Linked DNA regions of Homo sapiens: region 1 is linked to region 2. The links are chromatin contacts, found by Hi-C or POLR2A ChIA-PET in ENCODE. All regions are on one chromosome and are shown on one strand. Each heading gives the region's core, a stretch centred on a gene start or an enhancer-like site at or near the end of the contact. The rest is flanking DNA. Distances are from core to core; before and after follow the strand shown.

The links. Hi-C counts contacts between places; a loop is a spot of excess contacts on that map. ChIA-PET counts read pairs that join two places held with the same protein, here RNA polymerase II (POLR2A).
Region 1: a loop to region 2 is called in a map of aorta, with 2.0 times the contacts of the local background. The contact joins two enhancer-like sites. A Hi-C loop is called at or near these places in 3 of 168 maps with a recorded cell type or tissue (aorta, esophagus muscularis mucosa and vagina). POLR2A ChIA-PET finds 5 or more read pairs at or near these places in 2 of 52 experiments (both WTC11).

What each region holds. Positions count from the first base shown.
Region 1 is chr15:100,309,618-100,312,969 of GRCh38, forward strand. The region is part of intron 3 of ADAMTS17 (ADAM metallopeptidase with thrombospondin type 1 motif 17); the gene reads right to left. Among named protein-coding and RNA genes, the nearest start is that of ADAMTS17, 31 kb to the right of the region's middle. RefSeq lists an enhancer at 1-500. Within about 2 kb of position 1,644, at least 8 of the 41 ENCODE cell types and tissues checked have a DNase peak (open chromatin) inside an H3K27ac peak, as active enhancers do.
Region 2 is chr15:100,166,360-100,169,417 of GRCh38, forward strand. All of the region lies in intron 8 of ADAMTS17 (ADAM metallopeptidase with thrombospondin type 1 motif 17), which reads right to left. Among named protein-coding and RNA genes, the nearest start is that of ADAMTS17, 170 kb to the right of the region's middle. Within about 2 kb of position 1,606, at least 7 of the 41 ENCODE cell types and tissues checked have a DNase peak (open chromatin) inside an H3K27ac peak, as active enhancers do.

The DNA.
Region 1 (3,352 bases), core at 394-2,893, 140 kb after region 2:
GTGGACAACGTACAAAGGCACAGATGACACAAGCCATGCCCTTTCTCTGGAATCCACGTGAAGCCCAGCAGTTTCAATGCCTGGCTCATATCTTGCTTCCCCAGGGAGCATCCCCAAATCGCCATCATGACCTCTTTCCTCCTCTCCTCCAGAACTCTGGGCCCACCCCAACTGCCTGGGGGTCTGTGTGGCCAAGCCTGTTCTGGGCACTCTCTCTCCCTGCTGCCCCCGACCACAGTAGCCAACGCCTGTACACACGTGATGAAGCAAACACAGCAGAGACCCCAGGACCCTTGCAGGGGCAGCTTCAGGGAAAGGCGTCAGGGATAGGAAACAGGAAGATTTGAGGCAGATCACCTGCCGGCAAGGGACAATGTGCCCCGAGGGATGCACAGATGCTCTTGTCACTGCAACAGCCGAGCCGTCCTCGAGGCTGGGAAATGCATATTTATACTAAGGCAGGCAGCTTTTCAAACTCAGAGGCGAGCCAAGCAGGCCCGTGACAGAAATTCACGGATGTGCCGCTGAACACTCTGCACCAACAAGATGATTAACTGCCTCCCAGAAAGGAAACCAACAGGCCAAACACCATTCAGATGATACCCCCAGGGACAAAGCAGGCAGGAGACTCCGAACCTAAGCTGTGCCCGCTGTCGACCATCAGCCCCACACAGGGAGAGGAGGGGTAATAAAGCATCCCCCAAAAGCACAGTGAGAGAAGCAGCCACATCCCTGGCAGCAGTGGAAACAGTTTATCTTCTAGGAGTGTGTTGTATTTCTTTAAATATTGACACAAAGAATGGCTCATTCCCTTCGCAGGGGCCCAGCAGGCCAAGCACTGGCTTCCTAAGAAATCCACGGGACCCCAACCTATAAGCTGTGTCTCTTCGCTTACAGAGAAGAAAGGTCCCTTTCTGCTCCCCAATTCTGGAGCACGCCTAAGCACAGGGTGCAGTGTGGACACCAGAGCAGAAGGTCCCCTGCAGCAGATGTGAGCGAGACCTCTGTCCCTTCACAGCTGGTCCCAGGTTGCATCCACACCACCACCAAAGCCGACCACCAGTGACGCCTGACGTTTTCTGCTCCACTGGGTGGGAACACTCCCGGCTTTACTGGGCTTTTCCCCTAAGCTTCATTGTCCAGCTCCATCCAAACGCCACGGCAGGGGGTTTGATCTACGACTTGCTAATGGATTGAGAAAGGTACCAGCTCCTTCAGCCCAAAGCCAGTTTGTGCAACCCCATACAGGTTCCAGCAGGCAAATTCTCTGTCTGGTCGTGCACATGAAATTGCCTGTTGCTTTGGAAAGCAGGCTTTGCAAAAGGACCCACTGCATCTGCAGCTGGAAAACGCTCAACAAAACTGGGCAGCAGCTGTCCCGGTGAGACTTTCTGCTAGGCTTTTCCATGAGAAATTCATGTACTGAGAAGGCTAGACCTTTTTGCAGAGGAAAAAATGTAACCCGAAAGCCATTTCTTAAAAAGACCAGAGTGTCTGTTCTCCTTCCCTTGCCTCGGGTGGACTTTTTGGCCAGAGGCCTCCTGCCGGGAGGGAAGCCGGGTGTGCACTCTCAGTCACACATTCTCCCGGCTCTCTCCCTTGGAGGGAACATGAACGCCGCTGATTCAAAAATCAGACACTACTGCGGGAGCTGGCAGGGACCTCTCTCTCCACCCCCACCGCCCCCTGCAACACCAAGCCAGCACCGAGGCCATGCGCTCACTCAGCCGCCTGGCCCATGGCCTTCTGGGGGCCACCATCCCTCCTCCAGCCTCAGGGCTGGACCAGCTGCCAGGAGCTTCCCTGAGCCACCTGGACAGCCCCAGCCAGTGTGCACTTTAAATAATAAACTATGAATTCTTGATCCGTCTGCAGCTCGAGGCAGATTTTCCTATTTAAGCTGGAGGCCTTCTCTGCTTTGAGTTACTAAAGTGGGGCGGGCGTGTGTTGCATAAGAGTCCAGGGGAGAACTGGGAAGAGCCGACACCACTTCTTGTCCAATTCCTCTGTTTGGTGGAGCTGCATGTGGGAAAAAGGATTCAGACACATATGCGCACACACAAAAAATGGCATCATACCCTTTTATTTTTTGTTTCAATGTTTAGATTTTAGCTTTTCTTTCTTAATCAAGTAATATTCAAGAAGAGGTGCCTGCCCTAGCCTCACATCTGGGTTCTCAGAGAGAACATGTCCAACAGATAAGTGAAAAAGGAAAAAAAAAAAATACTTAATATTGACTGTGATTGCCATGCTTAGACTCGTGGGAGAAAAAAGGAAACTTCTTTATGTGTTGCAGTAGACGGATCAAGAATGCATGGTTTATTATTTAAAGTGCATGCTGGCTGGGGCTGTCCAGGTGGCTCAGGGAAGCTCCTGGCAGCTGGCCCAGCCCTGAGGCTGCAGGAGGGATGGTCGTCCCCAGAAGGCCATGGGCCAGACGGCTGAGTGAGCTCATGGCCTCCCAACACCCCAAGGATGTCCACATCCTAATCCCCAGAACCTACGAAAATGTGAACTTACATGGTAAACGGGGCTTTGCAAATGTGATCCAGCTAAGGTTTTGAGATGCACACGTTATCCTGGATTATCTGGGTGGCTTTGATGGGTCTTTAGATGAGGGAGGCAGAGGGAAATCTGACTACAGAAGAGAATTGTCAGAGTGACGCAGTGTGAAAAAGACTCAACAGCCACTGCTGACTTTGAAGGAGGGGGAAGAGGCCATGAGCCAAGGAATGCAGGCAGCCTCTGGGAGCTGGAAAAAATGAGGAAACAGATTCTCCCCTGGAACCTCCAGAAGGAATGAAGGCCTGCTGACACTTTGATTTTACCCCAGTGAAACTGATTGCAGACTTCTGACCTCCAGAGCCGTAAGATAATATATTTGTGTTATTTTACAACACTAAGTTTGTGGTAATTTGTTAGAGCGGTAATAAGAAAGTAATGCCTGAGTCTTGCCTTCCTGCCAGAATGCCTTGGATACAATGAAGACAATGAACTGCAGATACAGTGTGATGCTCAGCCCTTCAGGAGTCAGCAAAGCACTTCAGGATTACAGAAAACCAAATGAGGCAATCAGGGTGGACTTTCTGGAGAAGGTGACATCCAAATTGGGCCTCCAAAACCAAGAGAGATTTTCAAGAGCAGTACAAAGATAGACACAAAAAGGTCACTCCATACAGTCCCATGAGCCTAAGTATAACTTTAATGTACCAAAGGCCCTGTGACCTAGGGATGTGCAATCTAGGGTGACCTCCATTAAGTAATAATACATAAATAAAGGGAGGCCCTTACACATTTAAATTGGAAAATCTAGATACAATTTTCTAGGAAAATACAATTTACCAAAATTGAT
Region 2 (3,058 bases), core at 356-2,855:
CATCCTTTTCTATATTCCTTATTTCTTGCCTTATGAAATTGAACAGGACTTCTAAAATAATATTAAATATCAGTTACAACATGGGCACCTTTGCCCTGTTCCCATATCGACTGGAAATGCTACTAATGTTTGCACACTGAATACATTTGCTCCAGATTACTCATAGGTAGGTAACCCTGATGAGGTTAAGGAAGGTTTCTTGTAAATAATCATTTGTAAAGCCTTCCTTGCTGCTACAGTGCAATAGTCCAAGGAGAAAGAGATCATGGTTAAAGACCTGACAATAATTATTATGGGGATGTTAAGCAAGGTTCCTAAACTCCTGGGCTTGTTTTCCTAGCTGAGAGATGAGGGGCATGAACCAGGTGGCTATTCAAAGGTTTCCAATCTAGAAGGGAATAACTTCATGATTCTTGATCTAGAAGGCTGGGCACAATTTAAGGCGTAGTTGTTCTTCATTCTTTCAAGAGTAGATTTTGCACCATCTTGCACCAGGCATTTTGCAGAGCACCAGGCCCATAGCAGTGAGTGACACACAGCCTCTGCAGGAAGCCCATGGCCTGGTGGGGATCACAGAGAAATCAGCAGGCTATTGGTATGTAGCCTAGGCCAGTGCTGTTCAATAAAACTTTCTGCGATGACGGGAAAGTCTCTATGTGGGCTGCCTGATATTGTGGCCACTGGCCACGTGTGGCTACTAAGAGTTTGAAATGTGCTAGTGTGACCGAGGAACTAATTTTTAATTAAGAGAAATTTAAATAGGCACAAGTGACTAACTGCTAGCACCCAGACCACACAAGCCTAAGTGAGAACCTGATTGGCTAACTTGAGGTGGGAGCCCTGGATATCACCTCATTGGATATCATCATAGCATATCTTTGCCCACAAATTACTCACAGATACTTGGAGAAATAACCCAATCTCATAACACAGCTGGAGAACAATTAGTGGCCAGGTGTAGACATCAGGAGCTGAAAGCGTGGGCATTCAGAAAAGGGAGCCCTTTGCCTGTTATCACGTACTGACTCTTCACGTGATCTTAATTTACACCCAGTTTACCCTCCCAGATGGTCGTGCGGATGCCGTCATCCGTGAAAACCCTCCCAATTCCAGGGCTGCTGTGGATTTCTTAGACTTGAAGAGTCAGAACCAAAAGCTCTTTGCATCCAAGTGAAGGAGAAACCACCGGGCTGCACTGTGTGCTGTGGACAGTGACAGGATGCTGGAGAGCAAATGTGACCTCAAGCAGGAAGGGGGACCCCCGAGGCACCTTCCTATGGATGGCATGCAGTGTAATTAAACCTGGGATCTTCTCAGTTTCTAATGAATTTAGTCAAAGAATGTGCTTTCATCTGCTACAAAAGCGCGTATGGCGAAATTCAATGCGGCAGAGCAAGGGAGATAATTATGGGAAAAGGTCTTGTGAGGCTCTCCTTAGGTTTTTAGAGGACGATAATTTATGCAGAAAACCTAATTTTTACTTAGGAAGACAAATTTATGAAAGCACTGAGCTCTTTTGAAACTACCCATGCACGTGATGAATGTCACAGGGCCCGAGCTGCTCTCCCTTCTGGGGCCTGCTCTGGCCCAGGACACAGAAATGCTCCTGGCAAAAAAACCCAGATGACCTGCCAGAAAGTGGCGAAGCCGTGTAAACCTCCCACTCTAAACACCGCAGGACGAACAAGGCGGGTACGTGTTGGCTTTCTGGGACTCCTGTTCCCCCTTCAAGTCTGCGGCGGGCCTTCCTCAGGCCCCACTGTATCTGTTAGAGGCAGGTGTGCAGACAGGGAGGGCTCCGAGGATGCAGCTCATGGCTCCATTCACCTCTCCTGGTCTGCCAAGGGTGCACTGCGAATGACGGGAGGAACCACCTCCTGGATTTTGGTTTCAGGGTGGCTCTATCAGAAGACCACGTGCACGGCTTATTAAGCAAGAACACAGCAGAGCTGAAGAGTACAAAGTGCTTCTCTTTAGAGAAATGTACTCCCAAGGCTCTGCCAAGGAAAGACTGCTGGAGCAGAGCGCTGTCAGTTATCATGGAACTTTGTTGAAGGAAACAGGGCGATTTGGTGAGAATAAGAATATGCTTTCTGCTTCTGAGCCTAGAGAGTAATTCATCTAATGGTGCTGCAGACACAGGGCTGGGACAGGGCAGGAAATGGAAAGATGGCTAAAAGCTCCTGAAGATGAAAACCCCAGGCTAACAGTCAACCCTCCAGGTGTCGAGGAGGAACTTGCTGCTAACAGTGCGTAGCAAAAATCATGTGTACGTGGAGAGCAATTCCTCAGTTTTAGGGAAGTCTACAGCCACTCCAAGTCTTCAGTATCTGTTTCTTGCGGAGTGCTACAAGGCAAGCACATCAGAAGGTCAAGGCAAATCTCCCCACTCAATGCATCCTCTGGGGTCTGCAACCCCAAGCTCTGCGGGTTGGGGGATGTGATTCTTTCCCTTCCCATCCCCAGCCCCGCAACAATGTCCTGCACCCAGGCTGTCTGCTCCTACCCTCCCGTTGATGTCCCTGATTCAGAGGACCCTCCCCTTGCCCCCCAGGTGCTTTGTATTTTAACATCATCTGCCTTAGCACATTCCCCGGAGGGGCGACTATAATGGCAGATGTGTTGGGCATCGTGGTGGCCAGCGCGGTGGTGGTGGGGGCAGGCACGGTAAAACTGACGGTGTATCACCACTGTGGGCTGTGTTCATCATATTCCCTTAGAGGTGGGGATTCATACACTCCTGGTCTGTGAAGGTTGCTACTCATTCAGGTCAGAGCCTCGGGAAGCCCAAGGCATTCAGAGAACCTGAACAGATACCCTAAATTTCTTCCATTCATGCTCTTATCCATCCACCAGCACAGCTTCCACTGCCCAACACATGCCAGGTATGACGCTAAGCACTTGTGTGTGCACATGGAACATGCCCCTGAGGTACAGGCAAAGGTGGAGCCACCCCTCAACACAGATGCTAAATGGGATGCTGAGAGTGGGAACAATATTGACAGAGCAGAGAAAGGAAAATACTCTACAAGGGGCACTCATGCCCACCAAGTGGGGA